2 separate regions of the Mus musculus genome follow, and region 1 is linked to region 2. A link is a loop called in an ENCODE intact Hi-C map of the cell type or tissue named here. Cell type or tissue: left cerebral cortex. All regions are shown on one strand.

The links. Peaks named below come from ENCODE experiments on the same cell type or tissue, not always from the same donor. Only the 100,000 strongest peaks of a DNase experiment are listed, where the experiment ranks them.
Region 1: it touches region 2 in a loop (2.9-fold over the local background); 1 of 42 quality-filtered maps calls a loop at or near these places.

The regions. Positions count from the first base shown.
Region 1 is chr13:24,153,664-24,161,663 of GRCm38, reverse strand. It overlaps Carmil1 (capping protein regulator and myosin 1 linker 1), which reads left to right. Exons shown (of 38, transcript NM_026825.3): 6 at 6,177-6,274; 7 at 6,610-6,680; 8 at 6,913-6,986. Among named protein-coding and RNA genes, the nearest start is that of Gm33573, 22 kb to the left of the region's middle. In left cerebral cortex, no CTCF peak of the experiment used is centred here; DNase peaks (open chromatin) are centred at 2,051 and 4,007.
Region 2 is chr13:24,045,268-24,053,267 of GRCm38, reverse strand. The region is part of intron 30 of Carmil1 (capping protein regulator and myosin 1 linker 1); the gene reads left to right. Among named protein-coding and RNA genes, the nearest start is that of Scgn, 58 kb to the right of the region's middle. In left cerebral cortex, a CTCF peak has its summit at 3,646; DNase peaks (open chromatin) are centred at 3,128, 3,413, 3,745, 4,510 and 1 more place; H3K27ac peaks cover 2,270 bases.

The DNA of each region.
Region 1 (8,000 bases), 110 kb before region 2:
AGATCTCAGTGTTTCAGCAGGGAAGAGAGAGAGGCTTTAAGCAGTTGTTAATTGTGTGGGACTCTTGCTTCTTAGCTCGAGAAGCTCCTTTCCCTTTCCTGCCTGGGTGTTGGCTTCAGCAATGTTCTTTGTACATGTGTTTCCTTGTAATGTCCTCCCTTCATGCCAGATGAGCCCTGATGAAATAAGCAACTGCAATGTGTTTAATAAGGGCTTAGGATACCTGTTCTTCAGAGCAGGGTTGGAGTTTCTATGATTCTTTCCCTCCCTCCTTTCCTCCCTCCCTCTTTCCCTCCCCCTTCTCACCTTCTTCCTTTCCTTGCCTTTCCTCATCCCTCCACCCACTCCTAGCTCCGCCCCTCTTTTCTTCCTTCTGCCTCCCGCCCCTTTTCCTTTTTTGTCTCGCTATATAGTTGAGCTGGCATTGAACTTTGAAATCAACATTCTTCTGCCTTAGGCTCCCATGTGCTGCGTTGAGACCCTCCATTTTCTTCAGTACTTATTTATTTGTTTATTAAATTCCTAGGAGTTCAGGTGTAGGCTTATATTTTTCAAAACCATTTTAAATAAGTGTACTTAAATGCTTTAACTTCCCTTCTAGCCCACCACCCACCAGAGGTAGTGGAAAGGAAAGGTTAATAGGGCAAAGGAGGATGTGGACCTGTTTAGAAATAGTTCTTTGGGGTGAATCCAATCTACAAGAAGCTGCCAGAATACCACCAGAAGTTCTTTGGTGCATTTCTCTCTATGAAGTTATGAGAAATGATGACCAACAAAGAGTGCCAAGGTGAACCAATACCACACAGTGCTGTCCACTGTCTGTTGTGAAATATTTATACCCTTTCCAAACGTGTTCTCTCAAGTGCCTGCTCTAACAGAACATCAAGTGCCCTTTTTCCAGGCTGCTTCTAGAAAAACACCACTTAGCTCTTCTCAGCAAAACGTCCTTTCATAGGAGAGTTTACAGAAAAACATGACATGACACAATTGAGTCTTCAAAGAAACCAGAAATTTCCACCTCATTCAAGTGTGCGGATATTACCAATTTAATTTTGGATTTGGATGTATTTTGTTGTTGTTTTTGTTTGTTTTTAAAGATTTATATATTATTTGATGTGTAGTTGATGAGTATATTGTCTTTAGACACACCAGTAAGAGGGCATTGGATCCCATTACAAATGATTGTGAGCTACCATGTGGTTGCTGGAAATTGAACTGAGAACCTCAGGAAGAGCAGTCAGTGCTCTTAACTGCTGAGCCATCTCTCTAGCCCTATTTTTGTTTTCTGTTTTGTTTGTTTGTTTGTTTTGTTTGTTTGTTTGTTTTTCCTTCCTGAGAGCACTTAGTACAGAATAGTATTTTCAGTGTAACATCATGTAGCTGCCCATCTGTAGCTAGGCAGCTTTGGTATAGCATTGGCTACTTAGTCCCTGACATTTCCCTGCCTGTGACCTGCATTCTCCCCTTCAATGGCAGGCACACGTCTCCATAGGGGTGACCTCAAGCTACATACACTCAATCTATCCCCAAAGAACTGTTTATCTTACCCTTTAAAAAAGAAAACCCTGCCCTTATCACGCACAGATTGGCTTTGTTGTTCGTGATCTCATGAAAAGGGAGCCATGGGCTAGTTACCAGGCTCTTGGTGTCATCTAGGTGAGTCTTGGCTGGGCCCTTTGTCTTTCTTTTCGTTTCCCTTGCCTAAATTCAGACCGTGTAGCTTTCTCCTCTGAGGCATCTCTGTAACTGGTCTTATGACCTTGCTTTTCTGTGCAAGCAGCACTCCATACTGATAGCAGTTATCTTTGTATGACTCAAGTGCTATCTGTGTCTTGCAGAACTGTCTGACGGCTCGATTCCTGATAAAGCTGAAACTGTATAGCCCGGCCCAGAAGACTGTTACTTTCCTACATGTTCAGCCTATTTCAGAATAGGACAGAGGCTTGCACTTCCAATCCTTTCCATGAAGGCTTCCTTCCTGACTAGCTCTATTATGCCTGATTATGAAACTCCCTCCGTAGGCTCACATGGACTGTCCAGATTGCTCAGGAGTGAGAGAGTGGATATGTTCTCAGGGAAGTGTTACTTTGAAGAACTGCTGAATAGGAAGTAGCTTGAGGGCCCTGAGGGATTTTAGGGAATGTTTGTCAGTGTTGAAAATGGGTGATATTAAAGCCCATGGCTTGAGCGAGTTCTAGAGAAAAACAGAGCGGGTGACTGAGCAGGGTGTGATCAAGCATACTCTTTAGTGCAGAGAGCTGAATTAAATGTGTGTGTCATGAGAAGGTAAGAGGAGTAGGCTACAGGCCATGCCTGCTCGTGCTGTCTCCTTTACCCTTAAGCTCTTTGGTTGTCACCAGGTTTGTTCCTCAGTCCCTAGTACCTAATATATAGGAGGCACTCTTCCTGACACCCCCAAAACACTGTAGCTCAGACTGGCCACAAGCTTGTGGCAGTCACAGTATTCTGCAGATGGAGGTAGGTGTTTCAAGTTCAAGGCCAGCCTGATACAACAGCAAGACCTGTCTCAACAACAAACAAAAGAACAGCCCGCCAATATATCTGTTTGAAACAAATGAAACTTTAATTTTCAAATCTGAATTTTTGGCTTTACCTAAATATAATATTTTTCTTCATTTTAAAAAATGTTTATTTTCTATATTGACAAGCAAAGTCAGAGCAGCGCAGTGGCTATGTGATATGGTTTTGGCATGCTTCATGATCTTTTCATGAGTGTGATACTTTTAAGGACTGGCTGTTAAGTTTGGTATATTACAGCAGTACTCTTTACTACTAAACAAAATGATTCTGTGAATTTCTCTATGAAGACAAACATTGATAAATCTGGTGAGAAAATGCAGTTACTTTAAAGAAAACAGCTCTAAGAGGAATTTATATGGAAAAGAAAGTATTTTACTTCAGGGTGGTGGTGGCATAGGCTTTTAATCCCAGCCCTTGGGAAGCAGAGGTAGCTGGATCTCTGAGTTGGAGGCCAGCCTGGTCTACAGAGCAAGTTCCAGGACAGCCAGAGCTGCATAGAAGAAACCCTTTCTCAAAAAACAAAAAAACCAAACCCAAAATAACCCTATTCCCCGAAAAAGAATGTGTTTTACCAGTCTGACATTCCCCTCACTTTCCAAAGTAGCAGCAGACAGCATGAGCTTGCTCTGGATGACATCATGAAAACATGGACTGGGCTTGATGAGAGGGCTCAGCAGGTAAAAACACTTGCTGCCAAGCCTGTTGATGTGAGTTCGATCCTGGTTCCATGGTGAAAGGATGAACTAACTGGCTCACATAAATTGTCCCCTAACCCTCTATATCTCATGTGGTACCTACACACAAACACACACATACACACATACCACACACACACACACACACACACACACCTTTCATGCCAAATAAATGTTATAAAAGATGCTTAAATGGTTATTGTTGAAGTCAGTTACTTTTTGGATTCACAGTGGGTTAGAGTTTTAACTCAGTTATTAAAATAATTCAGATATTTCCATGCCAGCAGCTTACCGTGAAACACTCGTGAAGAACTGATATGCTCCCTGGAGTGTTTTGATTTTTGTTTTTGTTTTGCCACACACACAGCAACTTTTGAGTCTCCTGTAAATTAAGTGTGTCCCACCCACCATTGGTTCATTACTCGAGCCAACGAGGAGTCTAGGATGGGAGCGAGGCGCTCAGGAAGGACACCTGCTCTCTCTCGTAGCAAATGCTGTGTCTGGCTTATACTTCTGTTTGTGTGTTTGTGAGCTGGGATGCACATGGCTGCTCTGTGCTGTCATTTAGCTGAAGGCAGAAAACATGTCAACGGGTTTTCCTCTCACACATAGTACACAGGGCTAGAGCAGAAGCAACAGCTCCTACCTTCTGTGAGCTTAGCTCTTTATCTCTTATGGAAATGCATGCACGTATTTTTCGAGACTCTTTTGGCTTCTGACATCTCAGCTAAAAAGGAAGGTGAGAACTGTTGAAAAAGTGAAGCTGCTTGAAAGCCCAGATGGATGCTTGTGCTGAGCCGCTCATGGGGCTTCTGCACCAGCTGCCTCTTTTTTCTTACTCGCCTCCCCTTACCCCCAGGTAGGAGTGTTCTGCACCGCTTTTGAAGTAGAAACCTCTGCTGTCTGCTTATTTTAGGTTTTTTCCTCTCCTGTTCATAGAATGCTTTTGGCATAATTAGTTTTCTGTTACCGTAACAAAGGACCTTAGGCAGGGCACTTTGCAAAGAAAAGAGGTTGTTAAGCTCACATTTTGGTGGGTAAAATTTCAAGATTGAGTGTCTCTCTGACCTCTGGTGAGGATGTAGGTTCTCATGGAGTATGTTACATGGGGGGGAGGGGGGGACAAAAAGATAAACAAAACAAAACAAAGCAAGCAATGCCAGAAATAGAGGCAGTCTCAGGCAGAAGGGGCCAAGCAGATTGGGTGGCTTTATTTATGTATATGCAAAAATTGCCAATGGCAAAGCCTCAGAAACTAACACAACACCAAAGTGTAGTGTTTCACACTCACATTATATCATAGCTCTGAGTTACTAACAGTGCTCACTTTCCAGCAGATCCCCTCCAGCCCCCAACCCCCGCCCCACCTCCGACTTTGTGGCACTGCCCACATTTGAGCATCAGTTCCCATGGTGCACTAGTCATTTAGCCATCCCTTTCTGATGGCATAACCTTTGGTTCTTTTATTACTGTCTTCCTTGGAAGTGCCTGGGTCTGGGCTTTTTCTTTTTCTTTTTCTGCCTTTCAGTCTCTGGGAGAGACAAAGCTTCATGTAACTAAAGGTGGCCTTAAATTCACCTTGTAGCAGAGAATAGCTTTGAACTCCTGATCTTCCTGCCTCCACCTCCCCAGTCCCTAGACACTGCGGGTGTAAGCTTCTGCTCCCAACCTTGGAGTTGCCTTTTTCAGTGGTCTCATGTTTGCACAGGTCTGATTCCCTCTCCCCTCCACGCTCTCTGCACCTTAACTACCAGGTCCACAGTGCCCATCCCTGCAGGAAGGCTTTGCTGTGCCCCCACTGTTTCTCCGATATGCCCTCCTGGGTGGCTCTTTTTTTCTCTTGAAGTGTTTGAGCCCCAGAAGGATCCAGGAGAAAATTCTTAGCTGTTCAGCTTGCTGTCTTGAAAAACAAACAAACCAACTAACAAACAAACCAACAAACAAACATGGCCTTCATTTTCATTGAGGTGTTTATCTGCTCCTGTGATATCTTCACTGTCCTCCCCTGTGTCCTTCTCACCATCCTCCTCTATGCCCTCCCCTCTGTCCTCCCTTGTGTCCTCCTCACTGCCCTCCCATGTCTTCCTCACTGTCCTCCTTACTGTCCTCCCCTGTGTCCCCCTCACCGTCCTGCCCTGTGTCCTCCTCACTGTCCTCTCCTATGTCCTCCTCACTGTCCTCTCCTATGTCCTCCTCACTGTCCTCCTCACTGTCCTCCCCTGTGTCCTCCTCACTGTCCTCCCCTGTGTTCTCCTTACTGTCCTTCCCTGTGTCCTCCTCACCATCCATCCCTGTGTCCTCCTCACAGTCCTCCCCTATGTCCTCCTCACCATCCTCCCCTGTGTCCTCCTCACAGTCCTCCCCTGTGTCCTCCTCACAGTCCTCCCCTATGTCCTCCTCACCATCCTCCTTTGTGTCCTCCTCACAGTCCTCCCCTATGTCCTCCTCACCATCCTCCCCTGTGTCCTCCTCACTGTTCTCCCCTATGTCCTCCTCACCATCCTCCCCTGTGTCCTCCTCACTGTTCTCCCCTATGTCCTCCTCACCGTCCTCCCCTGTGTCCTCCTCATTGTCCTCCCCTATGTCCTCCTCACTGTAATACAGGTGCATTCTGCTACTTCTAGCTTTTGTGTCACTGGGGACAGAACCCAGAGATTTGCATGCTAGGCAAATACTCTACCAACCGAGCCACACCCATTACCCCTAACCCTAGAACACTATTTTTTAAGTATTGTAACAAAATTTTACATCAGAGAACAACATGGAAAATATTTTTTAATGCCTGAATCTTCAAGAGGAAGCAAGTCAAAGAATAGTTTTGGCTGTAGTTGAAGTGACACCCATCTTTGTTTAAAGCAAACAAAAGAGGCAGAGTACAAAATAAGATCTATATTTCAAAACCATGAGCTTTGAAATGTGTTGTTGGCATTAACCTTTCAGGAGAATCATGAAGAAAGTCTCCATGGAGCCATCTGAACGTCTGGCCAGTCTCCAGGCCCTGTGGGACAGCCAGACCTTGGCTGAGCCAGGCCCCTGTGGTGAGCATACATTTTCAACTAAAATGTAAGGGGTTGGATGACCATCCCCCTGCCAGGAAGCCGAGTCTATTCCCGGTATGCTACTGTAGAGGTACAATTAGTTCAAGGTGTAATTAGCATGCAGACTTTAGATTGGTGGACAGAAGTCCTATATTTAAGCCCCGCTGCAGCCTGCTGCGTATGCACCACGGAGCTGGGGAGAATCCTTGCTGCTTCTCTAGATGGGAAAGATAACCTGATTGCCAACAGCTGCCAGATTGAAGCTGTAGAACTGTGATGTAACAATTGTTTTGCTGCAAACCTGTCGATATCAACATTTCTGCTTCATGCTTCAGGTGGGTTTTCTCAGATGTATGCCTGTGTGTGCGACTGGCTGGGCTTTTCATACAAGGAAGAAGTGCAGTGGGTAAGTCAGCCTGCTTACCAGGGTGCTAGCGTCCCCTCCCCTCCCCCACGGATGTGCTAACGTCCCCTCCCCTCCCCCACCACCCGGCTTCTTTATTTTATCCATTTCAATTATTATCTTTCATGCTCAGATTACTCAAAAACCTGCCTGTGTCCCTATCCAGTTCTCTGTGGTTGTCTGGCTTCCTTGTATGTATGTGATTAATTTTCTAACTGGGTTTTGCTTTAAATAGGATGTGGATACAATTTATCTGACACAAGACACCAGGGAATTAAATTTACAGGACTTCAGTCATCTCGAGCACAGGTAAGCCCCATCTTCCCCCTTTTTCTTTGTCCCTTTCCTATTCTCAGGGCTGTCACTCGTTGATGTCACTTAAGGACAAAGGTAACCTTTGGAGAATCCTTCTACAAGGGAATGAGCACTCTCTGAGCTTTCCCATTGCCACAGAAGGTGCCTCTGTGTACCAAAGGCTAAAGTTCATGTTTGGAAAATACCCTGACATTTACTGTGGACATAGCTTAGAAGAGCTTATTTCAGGGGCTGGAGCTATAGCTCACCAGTTAGAGTACGTGTTACTCCTGGAAAGGACACAGACTCGGTTCCCACGAGGCATGTTGAGCAGCTCATAGTAACTTCAGCTCCAGTGGGGTAGAATGCCTCTGGCCTGAGGGGGAACTTGCACATATATGCACACACACATTCACATACTTTTTTTGTTACAACTTTCTTGTGTTTGGGGAAGTTTCTCCTTTGATATATGCACATACTGGTGAAAATCAGTTTGTCATTATCTGCCTAGTGATGCTGATAATAAAAACATGCTATAAGTATTTTTGAATGACTTGATTGGGAAAAATAGCATTCTGTGTAGCTCGCTGAGTGGATAAGGTGCTTGCCATGTGAGGACAAAGACCGTGTTCAGATCCTCAGAAGCTGCATTAAGAGAGCTAAATGCTGCAGGGATCCTAGTGTGAGATAGATAGGTGAGTCCTTGGAGGATTTTGGGTCAGCTAGCCTAGTGCTCTCAGTAGTGAACAAGAGACCCTGTGTACGCATTTCATTTCTGTTGCTGTAACAAAATATCCAGACCAAAACGTAGTTTAGGGGAGAAAAAGGCTTTTGTAGTTCACAGTTCTGAGTTGCAGTCAATCTTCAGCAGGAACTTGAAACAGCTGGTCATATTGCAGCCGCAGAGAAGAGCAGGATGAAATGAGTCCATTTCTGTTTAGCGCTCACTCAGCAGCTTTCTTGGCTATTACACAGCCCAACTCCAAAGCGTGAACTGGGGACACCTATGCACAGAGTGGGTCTTTACAG
Region 2 (8,000 bases):
TCTGGAGGCAGAGCCCAGCAAGACTTTTGTGACATTGAGGCCAACCTAGTGTACCTACCAAGTTCTAGAGCAACCATGGCTGCATATACCCTGTCTAGCAAAAAGTAGCTACAAAATCCCAGGGGTTTATAATAACAGATGCTATAATAAACTTGTTGGCCATTAACTTATAAAAAGTGCTTACCTCCAGCCAGACACCTCCAGCTTACACTCTAACCTCACTTACAAAGTTATCGTAAGGGTAAATCATCTTCTTGTAGTTGGAATGTGTGAGCCTGGGGCAGCCCTTTGCTGTCTGGGGTCCCACTTCAGGCTGCTGCACTTGAAGTCTGTCACCTGTTGTTCAGAGAGTTTTCCCTTCATCTTACCTGGACTGGGCCAGTCCGTGAAGTCAAATTTGCTGTCTTACTAAGGAAGTGCTAAATGTCTGACAAAAGATTGCTAAGTAGGATAAGCACTAACACCATTGAAGTTGATATTAAGTTCTTGGTTCTAGAGAATACTGTACCCTAAGTGTTGGAAGGCAACTTCTCTGGAAATTTTTGAATTAACAGTAGTATTAAAAAAAAATACTTATGTAAAACAACCCTGAGTCATTTTAAGAAGTTTATAGATTTCTTCCTGCCTATTACAGTACATCACTTTTTAAACCCTCAAACTCTTTTGATCTACTGGGTCATTTTATCATTAATTCCCAGCAGAAGGTGGTCCTACAGGTAGTATCTGGAGCCTTCTGTTGAGCTCCTAGGGAGTAACTCCATGTGTCCTTTCCATAGATTAGACTTGGTTCTGAACAAACATTCTGAGGTGTTGCTAAGCAGTTTGTCTTTCTATTGCTGTGATACAATACCATGATCAAAAGCAACTTGGGGGGAAGGAAAGGGTTTATTTCAGCTTACAGGTCTCAGGTCACACTCCATCACTGGCTGAGGAAAGTTGGGTCAGGAACTAAAGCAAAGCTGTGATGAGGGAGTGCTGCTTACTGGTTTGTTCTTTGTGACTTGTTGGGCTTACTTGTTTCTACACCCCAGACCACTTGCCTAGTAGTGCCATCACCTGCAATGTGCTGGGTTCTTCTATATCAACCATTCATTAAAAACATGCCCCACAGGCTTGCCTATAGTTGTGGTTCCCTCTTCTAAGATAATTCTAGTTTGCGAGTGGGAGCAAGCAGGACCATTATTAAAAATATTCTTCAGTGCCAAATGCTCATCATATTCCCAGCTCCCATGAGCCAGCTGGTGACAGGCCAGCATCTTTTATCTAAAGGTATGCACTGGAACACAAACTCAGTGGGGAGCTTATTTAATTTACCTCCATTCTGTCCCTTCTCCAAGAGGAACCAACAAGCAGTAGGTATTCTGTAATCTTTGTGAAATCTTAAATAAGCTTAAGCATTACAGATAGCATAGTGGCCACCTTCAGCCACTGTGACCAGCTATCTTTCTCTCCTTCCTCTTCCCATGGGCACCATCACAGTGTGAAGGGACAGTTGTTTTCAATGTTTATGCATACATCTGTTCATGAGCAGCTAGCTCATGGTGTGGACCTTAGAATGGACATAGCTGGCACACCAATGTGTATCTTCCTGAAACTCTTTGGTGAACATTGTTTGCCAATTTCATCATGCCGCTCGTTTTATGTGGTTTTCTATTTTTAGCTGCCATTCCTCCTTGCATCTATAAACCAGTGTTTCCTGTCTGTTTCATTTATTCATTCCCCAACAGTGGGTTTTTTAGATCATTCCAGATATTTCTCAGTGAAAAACAGAACAAAACAAAACAAAACAACTTTTTACTTAATCTTTCCCAACCCTAGTCTTCCCTTTGGAAAGAAAAGGAGGAAATGGTTATATTCACACATAGGGCCATCCACTGAAGCCAGTGAGGCCAGCTTGGTGCAGCATGGCCGGTGGGTGCTGTAGTAAACATTTCATAATCTGTATCTTATTTAATCCTCACAATCGTTTATTTTAAACTGGAAAACCAGCCTGATTCCTCAGATTCCATAACTAAGCCAATGGGAGATCCAGAGCTTGAGCCCATTTCTTGGATGCCTCTTTCTGCTTGCAACTCCTTCCTGACTTAGTGTAGAGATGGTAACATCAGGGCAGCCTAAATGAGTTTCAAAGACATAGAGATATAAGAGTGAGTGTTCTTCACCTTGTCTAGATGTTGAGTTGTTGATTGCTGGGGTTCCCTTCTTCATTCGGACTGTCACTTTAGGAAATGAACCAATGAAAAGACTATTCAGTGTTACTTGTTATCATCATTGAGTGTGTAGCTGGGGCAGAGGACTTGTCTTGATGAATTAACCTTTCAGAAAGGGAAAGCCCAAGATGATCTCTGAGACTCACTCCTTATACCAAGAGCTATAATCCCACTTCTGTGGATGCTCTGGGGGCTTATGTGTTAACACAGGCATGGCAATTGAAGATTTGAAAGTATATTTTTTATTCTTTCTCCTTAGCAAAGATTTTGTGTGTGTGTGTGTGTGTGCTCACTTGATAAGTCATAAAATAAACCATGTTTGAAGAAAAATGCTTAGTGAGTATAAAATTAGAATTCTGAGGGTGAGGCTTTCTCCCAGCCTTGCCAGCGAAAGCCTGTGTGTGTGTGTGTGTGTGTGTGTGTGTGTGTGTGTGTGTGTGTGTGTGTGTGTGTGCGTGCGCCCATGATGGCAGGGGTGGTCATGAGGAATGGCTGTTCCTTTCAGCCTCCCTTTCCTCTGCAGCGATGCACGCTGTTTACACAAGCAGCCTGAGGAGCTCTGTAGTTTCATTTCATTTTATGTTGAGCATAAAATACAGAACTAAGAAAAAGGCAGCCTCAGAGAGGCAGAGCAAGGAGACTTCCACACAGCATGCCTTCTGGAAACCTCAGAAGGATCCTCTGTCACCTCATGCTATTGTCAAACACTTTGATGACTCAAGTACAACTTTTAAAATCAATTAAAAATAATGAGATATGTTAAAAGCTGTCAATGATGACCAATGAATGAAGAGTTAATGGATGTAAAATGGTAATTCCCACCAGAAAATATTTAGCTGCACTTTGACTGGTCGACTGGGTAAGATTCCAGCATCAGATCTGTAAGCAGCTTTGATAACTGAGGGAGTGAGAGAATTACAAGTGTTTATCTCCCGAAAGGCAGCAAGAGCAAAGAGGGATATAAATGGGCTTTTAGGAGACATCCATGTTTATCCAAAGATAGCCAGTCCTCACACTGTTGCAAGGGCACAAGGAGAGACCTGTGCGGGGGTTTTCTAACAACTGTCCAGTAGTCTGCCCACGGAGCGCCCTGGCAGGTGACGATGTCGCTGTGCATTTGGAGGCATACTTAGAAAAAGAGCTCAAATCTGTATGGAAGAACATTGCAGCTCTCAAGCTGTAACTGTGCTATTGCTTATTAGAAGCTAGACTGGATGCTTTGTGCAGTTAACTTGGCACCACTCTCACCCTGTCCCTTTGCTGCAATGGCTTTCTATGTATTTTAGCTTTTTCTACTTTGTTTGTAAATGCTCTCCCTCCCTCCCTTTCCCTTGTGACGCTGTTGCTTTGTCTCTCTTCCATTCATATTTTTTTCCCTTTCCTTTTGCTGCATGGAGACTCTCTGCTGTACAAGTGTAAGTATCCTCCAGTGGCACTGCAATCCCTGGCCCTGCTGGTTGGCATTGTCATGCTCCATTTGCTTCTGCACGGCCTGGCTGTTCTCCCGGGAGATGTTGTCATCCCATCAGCAGATCCTGAATGAAATAGGCAACAATTTAGATACAGGATTGGGGTTGACCAGATGGTTCAGTCTTAAATAAACCAAGGGGTGAATTGAAAATCTCCCCAGCTGGATGCCTGAGAGTAAGGGAACTTGGATGAGGAGGGTGCCACATTTTGGGGGGAGAGAGGCAGTTCTTAAGACTCAAGGGCAAAATGCCCAAGTATTTGTCATTCTTGTCATATCGCTTGTTGCAGGCCCAGAACTATAGAAAATTGGCATTGTGATTCGTTCCTCATGTTGGACTTTCCTGATCTGTTTCTCAACTGGAATTAATTTAGTGGGGGAAGGAAGGTCCTTTTTTTGCCTAGAGGAAGAAGAAAATAATTTTGGGTTTTGAGCTTGAAATTAAAGCATTATAGACTAATTTTTTGTGCAAATTTGGTGCAAAAAAAGTGCTTTTAATAAGGAAACTATCTTATCCTATCTTCATGGTGATTCAAGCAATTTTATTCTCATTTTTAAAAACTAGCATGCTTAGGGATCTCCTGTTAGAAGTGGGTCTGAGAGGGGGAAACGGCTGTGAACCAAGATCTAGCATTACTTTGTAAATTGCGGTTATAGAATTTACAGTGGACAAATCTTTGTTGAGCTGCAAGCAGAATAGTTTTACACTCATTATAAAAATTAGATCCAGTGAGTAAGATTTCCAAGTAACGTTGATAACCGCGCTGCTTTTGGTCTCTTCAGAAACAGCCCTGGAGTGCTGTTCACACTTATAGCACGGGACAGGTTTATTGGCACTTTATGGTGTCAAGATGGGAGAGTCTATATTTAGGGCTTCCTTCTAAAATTGCATTTTAAAATGAAGATTTAACATATTTTTCCTTTTCTTACTCATAAGATGCATTTTTAAAAGTTGGCTGTCTTAGCTTAAAGCTAGCCCTGCTCCTTCTGCTTCGGCTGCCCGTGCCCTTCATCTGATGAGCAGTTTATGATTTCCTTGACTCTGAAAGTTGCTTAGCCATTGACAAGTGCCCAAAGATAGCAGATGAGAACTATCCACTATCTGAAGGAATTAACCCTTTCATTTTGGTACAAAAGGAGAAAAGCACTCAGAGTTCTGAGAGGGGCCACTGCAGTCAGTCCTCCCGGGATACAGTTTATCAGCCTAATGGACAGGAGGAGGAGGAGGAGCAGTGGAAACAAATAAATGGATGGCTAGAGAAGCAAGTGAGACTGGGCAAGTGTGTATTTATGGAAAAAAATTAAGAAAGAAAGCAAGGAAAAGGCCCAGCATGTAAGAGATGAGGTTGAGAGAAAGAGATGAAGCCCCTAGCACTTGGAGAGTCTTTCGTTGTTTTGAGACAGGGTCTTGTCTGTAACCCTGGCTTCAAACTTGCAGCAGTCCTCCTGCTTCAGCCCCTACTCAGCGCTTGGTTGCATTCTTGGCGACAGGTATAGAAACCAGCTGAGCTGCTGTTTCTCCCTTTAGCCAAGAACCACCAGCCCTTTCTAAGTATGGCAAAACTTGAGAACTAACAGAAATAGTAAGATCAACAAAGGACTTTTAAAGAAAATATAATTAGCAATTCTCAGCTCTTAGAAAGGTCATTCGTGTGTGCAGTGGTGGTGGCTTTCCTCTTAATCCCCGTACTCAAGAGGTAGAGGCAGGTGGATCTCTATGAGTTTGAGCCCAGCCTGGTCTACAGAGCTAGTTTTAGGATACACAAAGAAACCCTGTCCCAAAAAAACCAAACCAAACCAAACCAAACGACTCCTCCCACAAAAGTTACACAATGAAGTGTACTAGACAAGAGTTTTCTCCTGACATTTGAACTTTATACCAGGCTTTGAAATATTGGAAAACACAACCCTAATAAGAAAAGTAATTTCATTCTGATCCATGTTAGCCATGGTGACTTTTATGTTTTAATGTGTCTCCAGAATTAGGCTAAGCTAAACGACTTATTATAGACAGGTCACTGTAGAAGTGTGGTCCTGGTTCTTCCTTCCAGCCCTGTGCTCTCAGGAGGAAGACTTGGACTCAGAATAGATTCACTAATACATTGCTCACATAGCTAGGCTCTTCTCTGACTGGATCATAACTTTTTACAACCCATTTACTCTAATCTACATTCTGCCATGTGGCTGCTTACCTATGCTCAAGTACCATCTTGCCACACCTTCTAGGGTGAATCTCCCATGCCTGGTGCTATCCCAGAATTCTTTTTGCCTCTGGAATGTTCCACCTTCTATTCTACCCTTTCCCCATAGGATTTTATAATTGACAGGTGTTGCATCCATACAATACACAAGATATTCTCTTTATAGGTCACCAAGTTTGCAAATGAGTTTCATTTCATAGATATTATCTATCCTTTATCTGTATATGAAATTATGTATAATTTTCATATATGAACCCTTTTCATATATTAAAGCTAGTATATGGATATAAAATGTTACAATTTTGACACAGTTTACATGTATTTCTTATCTATCATAATAGGTTTAAGGATAGGGGAACCTGAGCTAAATTATTTCTTGTTTATTTATTTGTTTGTTTGCTTGCTTGCTTGTTTTTACCCATGAATGTTCTCTAAAACCAAATCCAGAGGCACAAGAAGGAAACAAATTTCAGTTCTCCTACACACATGTATTTTAAACTTCTTTCCAAGTTGTTATTATTTGAATAAAATTCTATCCCAAGCATAGCTTTTGTTGTTTTTTCCTGTGTAGTTTAGACAAGGTCTTGTGTAGTCAAGGCTCACGTCAAACTTGCTATAAGTTCAGGCTGGCTTGAGTTTGGGATCCTTCTGTGCTGGGATCATGGGTAAATACCATATGCTTGGTGCTGGTTTCCCTATAGATCCTTTTCGTTACTGAGATTGTATGAAAAGTATATACAACTCTGAAGAACTGAGCACATGTATTTTGTTAGCGATTTTCCTTATAAATAGACCTTGTTGGATTTTTGCTTAGTCTGAAAGGTGAGTTGCTTTCCAGGCCAGTCCACTGCTCCCATGCAACCTGTGAGCTTCCCACAGTCTGGCCACCTCCAGCATGTTACACTGGTCTTTCAGGAAAGCTGTTGTGTGTGTGTGAATCTCATCACTCAACATTTATCTATCTATCTTTCCTCCCAACATTAAATAGTAACAAATGGGTATTTTTATTAAAAGCAAGGTAACTGTCAAAACTGAAATATTGTTTGTCGTTCCAGGCCTATGTGAACCACTTTATTTCTTTAAAGAATGTAGAATTTGAGGAAGCTTTAGCTGATTATTGTCACGCCAAAGTATGCAACATTCTTTCAGTTCTATTTGCCTCTTAGTTATATGTGGATCAGCTTTTCAAGGCAGGCATGGTGGCGCCTGCCTAAAATCCCAACATTTAAGGGTCTGAGGCAGGAAGATTGTGAGTTTGAGGCTAGCCTAGGCTACATAGTAAGAGCTTGTCTCCAAAATCCTTACCTATTCTTTCCTCCCCAAAACAGAACAAAAATGAAATTCAAAACAGCATCACGATGGTTTTAACACAGCTGCAGCCCATCATCTGTATTGGTAGCAATGGCAGAGTAAGAAAATCACTGGGCTAGCGCCTTCTCTGGTTCCAATTCTGGCCCAGGTCCTCTGACGGCTCAGATTAGTGTTTATTATCCCTCCCATGACTTTATGATGGCCTTCAAGTGTATCTGTATATTGAATGCCCGAGGTGCTTCCCAGCCTCAGCATGGGTGTATGTTCTGAGGGAGACAGCTGTGGGTGGTGGAGGATGGCCCATGCTAGGTGACAGGTGTGGGTGGTGGTGGAAGACTCACTGGATGACAGATGTGAGTTGTTGCTTGTCACGGACACTTAGAACATGTTCTCAAGTGGGACCTCGCTTTGGGGTTTATTTTTTAAAGGACACTAGCTGGATCTAAGACCTTTCCTGAGAAATGCCAGCAGATAATTTTAAGTTGAGACACACTGTCCTAAAATTTTGATGACACACTGAGAAACAAAGAGTTAAGCTACCTAAAGCATTGAAGTGACAGACAGAGGTTGCATTCAGTGTGCCTGCACCAATGTTGCTGTGACAACCGACAATTACAGTCATGAATAATCTCTTTCAGCGCTTTGTGACTGATTTTTACAGCCTTTGAGTCTGATTCTTTATCTCCATTTGGACATTCTTGAGTATGGAGTTAAATGATCATTCCCTGTTCTTTTCAGCTGTAAGAATAGATTTTTAACTGGCTAGAGGTGTAGGATAAAAGAGCCGTTTTATCACTTGTGAATAAACTG